Linked DNA regions of Homo sapiens: region 2 is linked to region 1. Evidence: chromatin contacts called from ENCODE Hi-C or POLR2A ChIA-PET data. All regions are on one chromosome and are shown on one strand. The core of a region is the stretch at or near the end of the contact, and the rest is flanking DNA. Distances in the headings are between cores, read along the strand shown. Region 1 holds the start of PM20D2 (peptidase M20 domain containing 2). Region 2 holds the start of BACH2 (BACH transcriptional regulator 2).

Evidence for each region. A loop is a pair of places that touch in the nucleus more often than their neighbours do. ChIA-PET counts read pairs that join two places held with the same protein, here RNA polymerase II (POLR2A). Pooled maps may share reads with other maps.
Region 2: a loop to region 1 is called in a pooled map, with 4 times the contacts of the local background. The contact joins the promoter of BACH2 here to the promoter of PM20D2 in region 1. A Hi-C loop is called at or near these places in 3 of 37 single-sample maps with no recorded cell type and 4 of 50 pooled maps. POLR2A ChIA-PET finds 5 or more read pairs at or near these places in 1 of 52 experiments (activated CD4-positive, alpha-beta T cell).

The regions. Positions count from the first base shown.
Region 1 is chr6:89,141,762-89,149,721 of GRCh38, forward strand. PM20D2 (peptidase M20 domain containing 2) reads left to right here and starts at 4,294. Exons shown (of 7, transcript NM_001010853.3): 1 at 4,294-4,848; 2 at 7,504-7,652. The coding sequence starts at 4,384. It overlaps LOC101929004 (a long non-coding RNA gene), which reads right to left and starts at 5,105. Exons shown (of 4, transcript XR_942766.4): 1 at 3,932-5,105; 2 at 1,986-2,072. RefSeq lists a silencer at 4,111-5,040.
Region 2 is chr6:90,293,570-90,301,529 of GRCh38, forward strand. It overlaps BACH2 (BACH transcriptional regulator 2), which reads right to left and starts at 3,274. Exons shown (of 9, transcript NM_021813.4): 1 at 2,911-3,274. It overlaps LOC105377891 (a long non-coding RNA gene), which reads left to right and starts at 3,670. Exons shown (of 7, transcript XR_942778.4): 1 at 3,670-4,167. It overlaps LOC124901361 (a long non-coding RNA gene), which reads right to left and starts at 1,637. Exons shown (of 2, transcript XR_007059676.1): 1 at 1-1,637. RefSeq lists enhancers at 1,580-1,669, 4,987-5,488 and silencers at 2,453-2,512, 3,138-3,187.

The DNA.
Region 1 (7,960 bases), core at 3,044-5,543:
TCTCTCTCCTGCTTAATAACATCCAATAGTTTAGCCATTGTCCAAGTTTTATTTTACTTTGAGACAAAAGTCTCACTCTGTTGCCCAGACTGGAGTGCAGTGGTGCAATCATGCTTACTGTAGCTTTGACCTCCCGGGCTCAAGCGATCCTCAAACCTCAGCCTCCAGAGGAGCTGGGACCACAAATGTGTGCCACCATGCTTGGCTTATTTACTATTTATTTTATTTTATTTTATTTTTTGTAGAGTCAGGGTCTCCCTATATTGTCCTGGCTGGTTTTGAACCCCTGGGCTCAAGCTATCCTCCCACCTCAGCCTCTTAAAGTGCTGGGATTACAGGCATGAGCCACCAAAACCAGCTAAAGTTGTAATTCCTTAGCAATGTGTTGTACACTTCCTCTATGTCCCTTCATCCCCAATCAAATTCACCTTTCTGCTCACCTACTCTCTTAGTTGTCTGCTTTCTGCCATATGACAACCAGCTCTTCCAACACCTTAGCCCAGATTGATTTTACATGTGCTATCTAGTGCGTGTTACGTGTTTGTTTCAGCTAGAGAAGTTTCTGGAGTTAACCAAGTTTGCATGTGTGTCTGGGGATGCTTAGGAGAATGTTGTAAATGACCAGTATACCAAAGTGACACTGTGATTTGCTTCTTCTCCATGCTGGCAGCAGCAGTCCTCAAATCGTGCAGTGGCCAGCATTTTGTTCAGGAGAAAATTGCTGTAGTTCCAAGTATTGTTAAACTGAAACGATGTAGGCTGGATTCACATGCACTTTTGGAAATATCATATATTTTGAAGGTATTATAAGTTTGATTTTTTTGGTGAAATATCTGCACTCTCTCCTTGGATTAAATCATTTTTGCACTTTTTATTCCTTTCCCCCACAATTATTATTATTATTATTATTTTTTGAGACGGAGTCTCGCTCTGTCACCCAGGCTGGAGTGCAGTGACGCGATCTCGGCTCACTGCAAGCTCCACCTCCCGGGTTCACGCCATTCTCCTGCCTCAGCCTCCCGAATAGCTGGGACTACAGGTGCGTGCCACCACGCCCGGCTAATTTTTTGTATTTTTTAGTAGAGACGGGGTTTCACCATGTTAGCCAGGATGGTCTCCATCTCCTGACCTCGTGAACCACCCACCTCGGCCTCCCAGAGTGCTGGGATTACAGGTGTGCGCCACCGCGCCCGGCCCCCCACAATTATTTTTGTTTGTTTGCTTTTCATTCCTGAAATCCTGCACTGAAGCTCTCTGGTACTTCTATTTACTTTTTCTCTACCTTTAATTTTCTTCATTTTATTTTTCATTCCATTCCTTTTTCTGTTTTCAAAAACTTTTTTTTCTCATTTAGCTCATGCTTTGCCATGAGCTCATGCTTTGCCATGTTGGGGATTTTATTTTATTATTTCTATCTTAATTCAAAGAATATAAACCATACAAAAGCCTGCTGCCTTTTCAAAAGGAGTTCTGAATCTGAAGCCCAAAATAATACCCAGTATAGTTGTACAATTTGGCTGTATTTTAGTTGCTTTTCCAGGGTAAAGGAAATTTTTGATCTACTCTTTCCACCACAGCACTCATTTGTCATGAATGTCCTGTTCTCAAAGTTATTGAGTCAGTTGTGATGACAGCTGGTTTTCTAAGCAGCCAGGAAAGAAGAGGAATCTTTATATATTTTTTCCCCTTTTTTCTCATCAGGAGCCAAGAAAGAACATTTATATACTTTAAAACCAGTCCTCAAGAGAGAACTATCTGCACTCCTCTCACCCCCCCAAAAAGGTTATACATCTTAATACTAAATTCTGGATATTGTATTGTTTCCTCAGATCCAGCACCAGCTAAAGGAAGGGAGCTTGTATACATTTTTTTTTGTTTCTAATAAAAACATACAGGTTCCTTACCAGTAGCACATAGATAGGGTAGACAGTTGTATGAATATTATGGGTACAAATGAAAGTAATAGTAAGAATTTATGAGCTGACCAGATTCTAGAAAGCCACATGTCCAACTCCATCAGCTTCCAGAAGCAATTCTTCCTGCCCCCAGCTCCACATAAAGGACTGAGAAGTCTAGGAAGAAGCATAACAATGTCTATTGGTAGTCAGTGTCGTTTAATGGTTAATTGCTGCCATTATTCAGTTAGTTTATTAGATTCAAGAAGAATAATCAGCCAACAAATATTTATTAACACAGAGGAAATGCTGACCATAAGATGTTAGGTGCTGGGGAATGCAGTGGGAAAACAAAAGAGTTTAAAGCCTGGAGGGGAAGATAAACGGTCAGCAAGTTATCACAGTTTATCAAATAAATGAATTCAAGGGTGCAAAATACCATGAGCAAGAAATACAAGGTGTCAACAGTAGAAACTGAATACATACGTGCCTGTGGGCATGTATACCCACCCACCCACCCACATATATACACAAGGAACAGAGCTTGAAATGAATCTGTCTTTCCTCTACCTCAAGTGGCAGCTTTGTTAATTCCTGCAAAGCAATATAAATAGCAGCTTCTATATGAAATTATATGCATCCCTTTTCTGTTGCTGTTTATTGATGCCTGAGGAGGGCAAACATGGGTTCTACTGATGTCAGCAGGCAGAGTTGCTGCAGTAAAATTTATTCAAAATGAGTGTTGTGGGTTCTGATTTGAATAGATAAACTGGAGATGCATTTATGAATTTGCATGTCTGTTTACACAAGCAATAGACCATGGTGGCTGAAAGTCAGCCACTGGAGGCTGACTCTGGCTTCTGTTCTACAGTGGGTCCACTACTTACTAGCTCTATAATCTTGGACATACATCTGTAAAATGAAGATAAATAACCACATTAACCACCTCATAGTTTGCTGTGAGGATTAAATGAGTTAACAAATGCTAAGCCCTTGGAACAGTGCCTAGCACAGAGTAATTGCTCTACAAATGTCACCTATTGCTTTTGCTCTCCAATCCCCCCTTCTCCCCTTTTTTTAGCCAACTAACTGAGCAGGATAATATTGGATCTCGTGGATACAGGGTAATTTTCTTCAGCAGAATACCAGAGAAAGATTTATTATCGCCAAGGGGGCCCAGGAATTTAATAACACATTTGTTGTTTTTAGAGCTGAGTTTTTGTTGGAGTGTTAACTGAGAAAGAAAGTTTTCAGACGTGAATGGAATGTGACATTTACTCTGGTATTATTAGCATATAGAGTAGTAAAAACAGTAGTTGATAGTCTTCGTGCATGTTAGCTTCCCTTAGACTTATTTTCAAAATATTCATTTGGTTTATCACATTAATATATTGTGTCCCATTTAACATAGTTGAGACAAATTAAGGAAAGATGATAGGGTATGAAGAGCTGATAGAAGCTTTTAATATGTGGAAAACCTCAGAATATAAACATCTACAGTGTTATTAATAGGCATACCGTCAACAACAGTTTTTCAGACTTTGTGGTTCACTCTGGAGAAAAACAAGAGCATGACATCTTGAATTTCTTCACTGGGTAATTAAAAAACTCAGTTATAATGTAACACCAGCTGCACATATCATGTTAGTGGAGTTCAGCATCAATTAAAATTATAAACGAAACCTGTCATATGTTCCCTTTCAAAGCTGTTCAAGACAACTGTCCAAATCAACAAAACAGTATGAATATTTACTACCATAAATCTTTTAACTCTTTGGTTTTAACTCATTTCAAATTTTTAGTTCTACTCTATTCAAATAAATTATTATATAATAGCTAATACATACCAAGAGCTTACTGCATAATCTAGCTGCTGTTCCAGACATTAGTAACCAATGAGAAAACTGTAGAGAGTAGCTGCAGCTTTTAGTAATACAATGTCAAGGAGAAGAAAGTGGGGGCAGTACCGAAACTTACGTACAGTACCGTCGTTAGTACAGCATTGACACTGACGGCCTCCTTCAGGAAATACAAACCTTGTGAGGTTTTAATTACTAATGCTACAGAGTGGCGTTTTTCCGAGGACTGTGTTCCACTTGGTCTGTCTCTGATGGCTATTAACTAATAACCGTTCTCATTCTGCTGCTGTGGGAAATAAGCAACAACGGAAAAGTAATCGATAATCTTAGAGCATAACTCAAAGGCCAGAGCAGCCAAGGAGGTGGAAGAGTCCCGAGCCCTGCCTTCTCCACAGCACCCCCAAAACCCCACGGCGGGGCAGAGCGCCTGGTAGGGTACGAGCGGCCGCCAGCGTTTCCCGCGCGGCGCCGGGGGCGGCCCCGGGACTGGGGGTGGTGCCCTGGGAGCTGTGTGGCCGCGTGCGCGCTCCGCCGGGGTCCTGGAGGCCTCTGGGCGCGTGCGCGGGCGGTCGCTACCTGCGGCCGAGCCAGGGAGCGAGAGGGCGCAGAGGGCAGCGGGCTTGGGCAGCATGAGGCCCGGAGGGGAGCGGCCCGTGGAAGGGGGCGCGTGCAATGGCCGCTCCGAGCTGGAGCTACTGAAGCTGCGCTCGGCGGAGTGCATCGACGAGGCGGCCGAGCGGCTGGGGGCCCTGAGCCGCGCGATCTGGAGCCAGCCCGAGCTGGCCTACGAGGAGCACCATGCCCACCGCGTGCTGACGCACTTCTTCGAGCGGGAGCCGCCCGCGGCCTCCTGGGCAGTGCAGCCGCACTACCAGCTGCCCACGGCCTTCCGCGCCGAGTGGGAGCCGCCGGAGGCCCGGGCACCGAGCGCCACGCCACGCCCGCTGCACCTGGGCTTCCTCTGCGAGTACGACGCGCTGCCCGGCATCGGCCACGCCTGCGGCCACAACCTCATCGCTGAGGTCGGGGCGGCGGCCGCGCTGGGCGTGAGGGGGGCCTTAGAGGGCCTCCCCAGGCCGCCTCCGCCCGTGAAGGTGAGGTGGGGCCCGGGTGCGGGACCCTATCCGACTGCCCGGGTCGGGGGCGACCCGGGAAGGGCGGGACTCTCGTGCGTCCCGCGCGCCTCGGTGCCCTCCCGCCCGGGGCAGGTGTGTGTGGGACCGCGCTAAACCTGCGGTCCTCGCCTCGGCGCAGGAGCAGAGCTGAACCCCCAGTCAAAGTCAGTTCGCGTTGCCGACCTGGCGACATCTTGCAGATTATTGTTTCCTCCTCTCTAGTTATAAACAGCTCTGCTGAGTTGTTCCCTTAGGAAAGAACTTACACCCAAGCCTGGTGTTTGTTACGGGTTATTTTTGGTAACTGAGAGAGGCAACAGCAATTTGCTGACAAGGTTGTGCCATCAATCTCAGGAGGAAATAACTTCTTGTAGGTAATCCTACGGCCCCTTTTTATTCGTCTCCAAATAAATCTTTTGTTTGTGGCAGTCCTAGAAAATGTGATTCAAGTCATTGGTATTTGGATAGGAATTTTCAGTCGCTAGAACCACCAGACCCCTAGAAGTATACAAATAAAGGGGAAGTGAATGAGCATTATACATAGATGAGTTCATCCTTAAGTCTTAATTTTTTTGTTTTATGATTTTAAGAAATACCTCGACTCTTTAAACAGGGAAATGTCGTTTATGTTTGTCGTAGGGCAAGTTTAATCCTGTTTTACTCTGCTTTTCCAGATGGTATATTCTACACTATGAGCTAAGATTCAATCGTCATTCAGTTAAGGGGAAAACAAATGTTTTATTTTCATACTCTTTAGTTCATTTCCCCCAGTGTCAGTAACCTTCCTCTTTTATCCTAACACTACATCTTTTGTGGCTTTTTCACTTTAGCTGCCTTCTTTTTTCTGTCTCTGGAGGCTCGTTTTTGCATTTGTTAGGTTTTTGTTTGGGTTGGGGGAAGCATGCTTTGCCATGTCACAAACACTGGAGAGATTTCGCTTCAACCACGTTTTTAAAGGTTCTGAGTAGTCAGCGAGAGACATATCGTATTTAATGAGTTAAGGGTCAAGAATGAAGAGCGGTGGGCAGATCAGTTGAGGTCTGGAGTTCGAGACCCGCCTGGCCAACATGGTGAAACCTCTGTCTCTACTAAAATATATTAAAAAAAAAAAAATTAGCTGGGCGTGGTGGCTCACGCCTGTAATCCCAGCTACTCGGGAGGCTGAGGCAGGAGAATCGCTTGAACCCAGGAGGCAGAGGTTGCAGTGAGCCGACATCGCGCCACTGCACTCCATCCTGGGCAACAGAGCGAGGCCTCCTCTTAAAAAAAAAAAGAGCGGCGGCTTCATGTCAGAGTTTGAGCACTGTAGAACCGCCAAAAAAAAGCTAAACTTTGAGAAATGTACACTCTTTTTTTTTTTTTTTTTTTTTTGAGACAGTCTCATTCTGTCGCCCAGGCCGAGTGCAGTGGTCCTATCTCGGCTCACTACAACCTCCGCCTCCCGGGTTCAGGCGATCCTCGTGCTTCAGCCTCCTGAGCTGGGATTACAGGTGTGTGCCACCACGCCCAGCTAATTTTTGCATTTTTTAGTAGAGACAGGATTTCGCCATGTTGGCCTGGCTGGTATCGAACTCCGGATCTCGGGTGATTCGCCCACCTCGGCCTCCCACAGTGCTAGGATTACAGGCATGAGTCACCGCTCCCGGCCCACTCTTCTAACTTCAAATGGTTGTTCTCAATTTTAGCAAGGTTAAGTTATTAATTATCTGAAAATGGAATTTAAGTTGATTTCCTTTGCAAGCCAAGACTTTTCCAGCTTGTTTCATTGTGTTCTTATACATGATCTTGAAAATATATTAGTTGTTTATTTTGATTTTTAAAATTGTTTGAAGCAGTTAAGCTTAAATATCAAAGTAAAATGTTTATTCTGTAAAGTTCTCTTTTGTTTAATTAGGTGTTTGGTGACCAATAAATCTGCCTGGTTGAACTGGTGGAATCGAATTAGTAAGTTTGTGTAATAGTTGGCTGTTTCTAACTGTGGCATTAAGACTTGTTTAATGTTCTTCATAAAGGATTAATGAGTTCAGACTTTTAAAATAGGTAGCCCAGTAAGGAATCAGAGTTTAGGCCAGAAGATCAGGACATCTAATCCTAATTCTGCCTGAAGACTTGCTCTGTGACCTGGGGCAAGACACTTCACTCAATTCCTCAAAAACACCCCCTGTAAAATGATGATAGAGATCACCCACCTACCTCACAGGGTTGTTGTGAGGATAAGTAGTAAGTTAACAGAAAGTTTCTGACTCGTAAAGTACTTAAGAATAATTATATACATACATACACTGAAAGGCTTAGTCGAGAGGAACCTTTTTGAAACAAATCCTAACAAATTTTGAGGGACTAAACTTGTAGTATTTTTTTTTATCTTTGCCATTAGTTGACTTGTAAAATTGGGAAAAGCTTTTTATAGTGTCTTTAGTACATACTTTGCACCAAGTTGGTATAACAATGTACATTTTGTGATTAATTTAGCACCATTTGTTGATGCCCATTGCGTAAGCGTCATAGAACAAAACCTGTCTTAATAGGTTAAGGACTTTAATGTAGATTGTGAATACATATGCAGGTGAACCTGTTTGATATATTCCTATGAGGATTTTGTTGTTTTTCCCTGACATGAGTATTTCCTTCTAGGTAGTTGTCCTGGGAACCCCTGCAGAAGAAGATGGTGGTGGCAAAATTGATTTAATTGAAGCAGGGGCTTTTACAAATCTTGATGTTGTTTTTATGGCCCACCCATCACAAGAGAATGCTGCTTATCTACCAGATATGGCTGAACATGAGTGAGTAATCAAGTTGAAGATAAACTTCTTAGGGGAACACAGGCTATAGAATACTTTTATGTCTAAACCAGAGACGAAAACTCCACATTTGTATATTTAAGAAGTAAATTGAAAGACAATAACAAGATGTCTTGATCTATGGAGTGACATTTGGCAAGCCTCTTCTAATTGAGATTCATTATGGTGTTCATAATTGGAGTATTAAAATAGTAGCACTTAGAAACCATAGGAATAACAAACATGTTGACAATTAAGTTCTCTTTTGAACTGTCAATAATCTGGTGTCTGGAAAACATCTGTCCTTTCAT
Region 2 (7,960 bases), core at 2,024-4,523, 1.2 Mb after region 1:
CTGGCCTAGGAGAGATCTGAACATGAACCTGACCATCTGGCCCTCTGTGACTCACTTTGATCACAAAATGAATTGCAACAAATTGAAGAGCACATGGCTAGAGTTAATTGTCTCATCTGTAATCTGAATCTACTTTTAAGCAGTTATTATTACCCTCTATCAGGTGGAAACATTTCCTACCATCACTGCAAAGTGCATTTTCCTGATGAACTATAATGGATCATTAAATTCCATATCTGAATAACAATACTGTGCACTTATTCAGTGCCTTTCATCCAGGGATTTCAAGGCAGTTTGCAAATAATTAAGCCCCTTACACAGCAGCCAGAGGTGAGCTACTGGAAAAGAATTGCCTGAAGATACTAAGTCAAAGGGCATAATTCAATAGGAAAATAATAAATGGCTTTCTCCCAGGCACTGGTAATACAGAAAGTGAATCCTGATCCCCTCCCTCTCTTTCACCTCACCCCTTCTTCTTCATAGCAGATCCTGACATGCAACATACAAAGAACCAAAAAAGTAACTAACAGGAGTGTTCACAATTTAGCTATGAGTTCAGACACACACTTAACTGAGAAGTGTGTGTCTCCATGTAATCCTGGCAAACACACTACCAACTGACATTTCAGTCCACCTGCAGAATAGACAGACAGCAGAAGAATTTACTCAACACATTCATGATTACCAAATGGCAAACCTGAAGCCTCCTGCAATGCAAAACGAAAATACGGCTCTGCACCAATAAAGTTATGTTCTAACAAAAATACTTTATTCCATGGTTGTGTGTTCCATTTCTGGGACTTCGCTCTATTTCAATGATATTCAGGTTTCGAGAGTAAAAAAAACGTTGGAAATGGGCAATCAATAAATTTCTTTCAAAAACCAGAATACTAGAAGGGAAAACATTTCAGCCACTCAAAGTTTTGTGGTGAAATTATAAACTCCAGAAAAACTGAATTTATAATGGAAATGCTGACAGACCTTTCAGTGGAGCAGTTTGAACGCAACACTGTAATTTGGCAATCTCTCTTACAGACTAAAGACTAATTCTAACAAGATGTCATTTTGACTCACGTTTATTATTACCTGCAAGAATGAAAAACGCCGTTTACTCGGGAGGTGCCCGAGAACCAGGGTGGGGCGATCTCACATTTTAAGCAAGACGCCCGCTGCCTTACCAAAATAGCCCTCTCCGCCAAAGGAGGGGCAGCCTTTCACGCTCAGCTTCTTTCATGTCAGCCCGAGCCTTTGCAGCAAGACGTGCCTTTCCTACATGTTACATTTTAATGATCTGAGAAAACCGTTATCAGCGTTAACATCTCTAATTTTACTCTAAACAGACAAAAGCAAAATATCTCATTAGGCATCATCTCCGCCAAGGTTCCCACTAGGCAGGAAAGGATTTTTATCTAAAGTAATTACCCTTTTTAGTTAAATACACTCAACAGATGAAATTTACAGAGAGTGAGAGACTGCAGCACTAGACAGCGAAGGTGAAAACCAGGAACGCCGCGTCTCGCCGCCCGCGGGCCCGCCGGGAGACTGCGGGTCCGTCTCGCGGGTGGGGCGCCCCGGTCCCTCTCGTTTCCTGGAGGCCACAGGTCACGGCGACGGCGGTGACCGGGAGAGCAGGCTGCGAGGCGCGCCTCATCGGGCCACAGACAAACCACCCCGGCAGCGGCCGCGCCGGAACTTCCCTCAAGTTACCAAACTCGCCTACGCGCGGGAGAGTGCTGGGGATGCCCCATGCGCCCGCGACCCCAGAAGCCAGGAGTGTGCCACCCCTTCACACACTCACTCCCGGCCCTGCACGCTTCCCCTCACGGTCCGAGTTCCTGCAAATGCTTGGCCAGACCGAGGTCGCCGAGATGCTCGCTCCAGTCTCTCCCCTCGTGGGCACCTAGGGTAGCCCGTGAGCGCCGCCCGCCGCCGTCTCCAGCGGCGCCGGGCTCCCGAACACCCGCCGGGTGAGCGAAGCACAGCGGGGCCACGGAGCGCCTCGACGCGGGGACGGGGAGGGCAGTGTCCCCTTCATAAACCAGTCTCCTGGGTGAAGCTTCTGGGGCTTGGAGACTGGAGTGTAGGGTGTGTGTGTGTGTGTGTGTGTGTGTGTGTTGCACCTTGACTTCATGGAGGATCTGTGGGAGAGGAGGTGCAAGGTTTCCCTCTCAGAAGCCTGGCGCCCTTAGGTCTTAGCTACGCGGGACGCTTTCCGACAACCCGATCTTTCGCTAGGAGAGATTCGATCCAGGTCTGCGCCGCGAGGCCCCCAGCTCGCCTCTTCCTGCGACCCTAAACTTGGGCTTTGATTCCCCGCCGGTCGCGGTGGTCCGGGCCACCCGGCGGCGGCTGACAGCTGAGCGCAAAGGCGCCGCGGCCAAGGTCCTCGCGGAGCAGCCCGGGATGCGCACGCCGAGGGTTAAGGAGGAGGCCGCCCGGCCTGGAGCTGGGATCGCAGGCTGGGGGCCGGGACACCCGGGCCTCGCCGGGCCGGGGGCAGGGCCGCGGGTCTGACAGCTGCTGCGGCTCGCGCGGACGCGCGCCTCCTGCAGCCCGCCCTCCCCATGCCTGACTTATTACTCTCTGCTCCTCCTCCCTCTGCTGTTCCAAAACACCCTTCGACGCCAGCAAAATACAATGCGCCTCGGCCGCCGTAAACAGCCGGGAGGGAGAGCACACATTCGGCGCGGCGCGGCCGCCGGCTCGGCTCCCACCCCCTTCCCGTTCCTAGAAAATGCCATAAAAGCGGGCAGGGCGCGGGGAGGGCGGCTGCGCGCCCGGCGGCCGGGGCTCCCTTCCCGCGCCGTTTCCCCACGCCTCCCCGCCCGCCCCGCGCGCCCGCTCCCCCCGCAAACTTGCCCCGCCACCCCGCCCAGCGGCGGGGCCCGGGGCCCGGGGCCCGGGACTCACCTCGCCGGAGAACTTTGCGTCCTTTTCCGCCTCCTCTTCCCCGCGTCTTCCCGGCTCGCAGCCCCCTCCCGGCAGCCGGCGAGGTGGGCAGTTCGTGGGTCACCGAAAGCTCGCGGAGGGGACGCGCATCACATGGCAGCTCGTTCCCAGCCCCCCGAGTGCGCCGGGAAGGGGGAGGGGAAGGGGCGAGGGGAGGCCGGGGGGAAAGCGAGAGCGGGGCGGCGGCGGGAGTGGGCAGGCGGGGTGGCGAGGGCGGCGGCCGCTCACGTTAGCGCTGTGCGACCGCAGCCCGGGCGTGCACGGCCGCTGCTGCCGCTGCTGCTGCTGCTGCTGCTGCTGAGGCGGCGGCGGCTCGGCGCTGTTTGCTCCGCGCCGCGCGGCTTGCGCTCTCCCCGGAACGCCCACACTCTCAATCGCTACATTGTTGACATTCGGCGCTGACGTCACCCGCTCCCCATTCACAATAACTTTACGGGAGCCGGGCAGCGCACCTCCCCGGCCGCTGGGGCGCGGTACGCCCGGCGACTAGCGTAAGCCGCTCCGCGAATGGCGCTCCGGGGGCTGGGGCGGGGGGCGGGGGACGGGGGCGGGCGCGCGCGCTCCGCTGGCTCGCGGGAGGGGGCGCGCCTCATGCCGCCGCAGCAGCAGATCTCCCCGCTTTGTGCGGCCGCGCGGCCCGGAGAGCCCCCTCCTCCCGGCCCGGCTGACCGCCCCGCTCGGCCTGGCCTTCCCGGCCACGAAAGACGAGGGTTGGGGGCATAGCAGGGTGAGAGTAGTGGTGAGGGCTGGTGTGGCACGTGGGGAGGGGGCCAGAGCCCTAGGTGCTGCACCTGGGGAAGGAGAGCAGACGTCGGGACCGGGGATCCCAGGGTTAGCTAGCGTTTTCCCGGAAGGGCAAGAAAAGATGCTCCACTGGCCCCCACAAAGCTGACCGGACTCCCTTTTGGGTGGGGACCGGGCGAGTAAAAGCAGCCTTTTGAATGTTGACTTCTCAATCCTTTTCAGGAGGCCCTCCGCCTGCCCTACTGAGCGAACCTTTAAGCCCCCAAGCCAGTGTTTTTGGAAAGAGAGTGGTCAATTTCAGGAGGACATTAAAAGCCAACCTCCCGGGCTTCAGCCCCAGCTCCTACTGCCTTCCAGCCACTCTCCCCTGCCTTTCCTTTCTGCGGCTCTTAGGATGTTGTTGCTGCCCTTAAAGGCCGTCGTGTGAGTGCCCTGTCAGAAGAAAGCTTGGTGGTGGTTAGGATTTTACAGAAGGTAATTAGGATTTAGGCTGAATGTACATTTGCAATAAAATAAGGTTGTGTTAGTGTTGTGCTGGTGCCTGCAACTTTACCTCTTGCCAAGGCCAGAAAATTCTGCCACGTTTCCCTAAACACCTATAACTTGGCCCTCTTGTGTACAGGCAGTATTCCATATTATTACACGTGGTGCTGATTTTTAATGAATATTATAAAAGTTTGGCTCGCTCTACTGAGAGAAGGATCATAAATCCCCCCTGTAAAACGGGCACTGGCGTATGCTGAGGAAGCAGTGAAGCGTCCTGGGAGTCTTGTGATATCATCTAAAGTGTTGCTCTGAACTACCTTCATTTGAGGGCAGAGTTTTGAAAGGCCCCATTTGGAATGTCTGTGTGGAAAGCTAAGTGATGGCTGAAAGCAAGCTGAAGGTGCTGAGCTAATTTTTCTAACAGCACTGCAGAGTCCCTGCGTGGAGGTCTGGCACGGGACTGTGAGATTTTCTCTGCTAACCGACCCGGCCTTCAGATAAGGAAAAGTCCTAGAGCTAGGAGTAGCCCTCAGTCTCCTGACCTCTGGTCTGGTGCCCCCTAGGACAAAACACCCTGCTTCTGAGGTCCCTGCCTGACCCCTGGCAAGGACAGAGTACTAATTCCTGGTCTGCCCTGGCCAGGCCGTTTCTTATAGTTTTATGGATGGTTCTGTTTCTCATTCCTCATTCTTGTAAGTATGTGTTTGTGAGATAACTTTACGCATTTTAGTAGCAGCAATAAATGTTTTTCTCACAACAAGGGATGCTTGAGAGCATCCGTATGAGAGTGGTGTAGATTCATTTATTTTCAAGCAAGCGGTGGCTGCCCAGCTGTGAGTGGAGTTGGGCACATCAGCGTAGGGGTGGTTGAGGAGGGAAATGAGGCTGCCAGCTGATCTCCCACCTCCATTCTGGATTCTACAAGCTGATCTTGTCAGATGGATACAACAAAGGCTAACAGGTCATTTCAGTTAGTCTGCTTGCCCAAAGACTCAGACTGGAGCTTTTTCACTTTGAGATTTTCAAGCATGAGGTGGGACATTAAATAGAGATGAAAAAACCTAAAACACCTGTGATAGGTTGCATCATCCAGTCATTCAAGGAGGCTGAATTAGGAGTAGTTAGCCTCTCAGGTTACATCCAGCTCTGCAATCATGCACCTCTGGCTGTAAGACGAAATCTTTGCTTTGGATAAGCTTTGAAGTCTGGTAGTGAGTTCATTTTTCTACTTTATTTTCGGTAGTTAGAAGTGGGTTATTTGAATTCAAGCCGAAAAATACATTCAGAATTATGTGAAATTAAAATGGTAAGTCAAGTACTAGACACTCATTTAACAGTACTGCTGCAGAGGTTGGGCTGTGGACAGCCTTAGCACCTCCATCATGAGTTTGCATGGCCACTCCTGGGCTTGTGCTGCTCTGGCAATTTAGGCGTTTATGATGTGAAACAGATCCAGGTCCTTCCCTCTGTATAATCATGGCAGTAAGTTGAGTGGAGGTCAATTTATTTCTCATGCCTGGAGCATTCAACCTTTCCTGATATACATTTTTTTCCTACATAATTACACATGTGTGTTGATCCAGAGCATGGGCTTTGTCTGTGATTCATTTCTAAGCATGATATTTCCAGGGACAATAAATCTGTATCATGGCATTGAAACAAATAAACTTTATTTCTATAATAGAAATCTTCTTGATTGTAGAAAATAAAACAGGAAAAATTAAAATATACAGGAAACAGATGAGGAAAGGAAGACGGACTAAAGACATGGGCAGTTCTTGAGCCTTTGATTTTCTTGCTCTCCAGCACCCTGTACAGGATTTGATGATGTTGAGAAAATATTGTATTTTTTCTTAGGCAGAACAGTAGACAGAATTTCAAATGTGGTACCTTGAATAAGGCATGGCAGGGCAAATTTAACATCCAATGAAATCTGACAAAAGTGAATGGAGTGGGATGCTGTAGGGGTTTCTGCAGACAAGGAACATGTCCTGGCCTCAACTCCTAAAGGATCACTCTGCTGGGTCACGGGAAGTACAGGAATGGAAGCAGAGAGACCAAGTAGGAGGCTATTGAGATAAGTCATTAGAGAGGTGATGGTGATTTAAACTATTAATAGAATGCTAGAATGACAGCCATAAATGGAATCCAGATATATTTTCAGCATAAACCGGACAAGATTTGTTGATGATTCCATTGTAGGATATGAGAGAAGAGTCAAAGGAAATTCTGAATTTTGGACTGAACAGCTTATTAATGGAGAGTTCATTTATCCAGGCGGAGCAGGTATGGGGGAAATGCTGAAACATTTGGTTTTGGATATAGTACATTTCAGATGTCTATCAGACATCTAAGTGGAAAAGGTGAGCAGGTAATCAGACATGGGAATCTAGAATTTAGGGGAGAAGTCCAGACTAGAGATAGAAATCTGTGTGTCATCAACACAGCAACTGGAAACATGGGTGGAGAAGAGGAGCAAAGAGAAGAAGTCTAAGGTTTAAGACCTGGGGCACTCCGACATTTAGAGGTCAGCAAGATGAAGAAAAAAAGATCCCCACAAGGAAGCTGAGAAGCTTCCTTGAGAGAGAAAGGGGCCAGTTCATCCCAACCAACAGAAGGAAGGGCAGCACAGGTGGGGAAGTGCAGGGAGGCTGGAATATCATGGTAGGAAGTATGGGAAGCCGTTGTCTGAGGAATTCTGTTTTCTTAGTGGAGTAAGAAGATAGACCGTTCACTGATAGTGGAGGAGGGAAGGATAGATTTAGGGGATAGAGAAAAGATGTGAACCAGTGCCAGGGATGTGGCAGAATTGCTGGACGGCACAGAGGACCTTGGGGGCCCACTCCTGGGGGCTTTCTGGACACACCACTGCCAAGAAGAGATTTCTCATTGTACAAAATCTCACACAAGTTTTGAAAAATGATCAGGGCAATCCAAACCAGAAAAGCAAAAATTTTGCTTCTAGCTATTGTTAAATTTGGCTGGCAGCCTTTTTCCTTCAAACTGTATATCTCTTATCTGTCCCATCTTCATCTCCTCAAAGATTGCCTCAGTTCCTAAGAAGGACTTTGGAAATAGTCCCTAAAAGAAAGTGATGTTCTTATATTACTATCTATAGTGATCTTCTTCTATAGTAAAGAATTGATGCCACTATTATCTAAAAGCTTATATGAAATAAACTAGTAAAATATGGTATATGAAATAAACTAATTTTTCAACATACACTACTGAGCATCTGTTACATGTTGAGGTGAAAAATTAAGAAACATTGGACTGTATCCTTAAGGAACTTAAATCTACATAAGGAGTCAAAACTAATATACATGAAACAATTGAAAAATGTAATTTTGTATTTGATTTTATTACTTTTATATATTAATATTTAAAATTATATAGAAATTGTATGTGTTATAATTTATACTAATGAAAAAATTAAGAATGTACAGATCTTTTTTGTATGATAGCAAAAAGAAAATGGAAAAATCCAAATGCCTTACAGGAAATGATTGGCTAAATAAATGGTGGTTCATATATAAAATATGAATATCATGGATCCATCAAAAATAATATTGGTGGCTGGGCACGGTGGCTCATGCCTATAATCCCAGCACTTTGAGAGGCTGAAGCAGGCAAATTTCTTGAGCTCAGGAGTTTGAGACCAGCCTGGACAACATAGTGAAACCCCATCTCTACCAAAAATAATAATAATAATGAAAAAAATTAGTGATGAAAATTTATGTATATTGATATATTAATATTTTGTTAGTATAGTTTAACAATA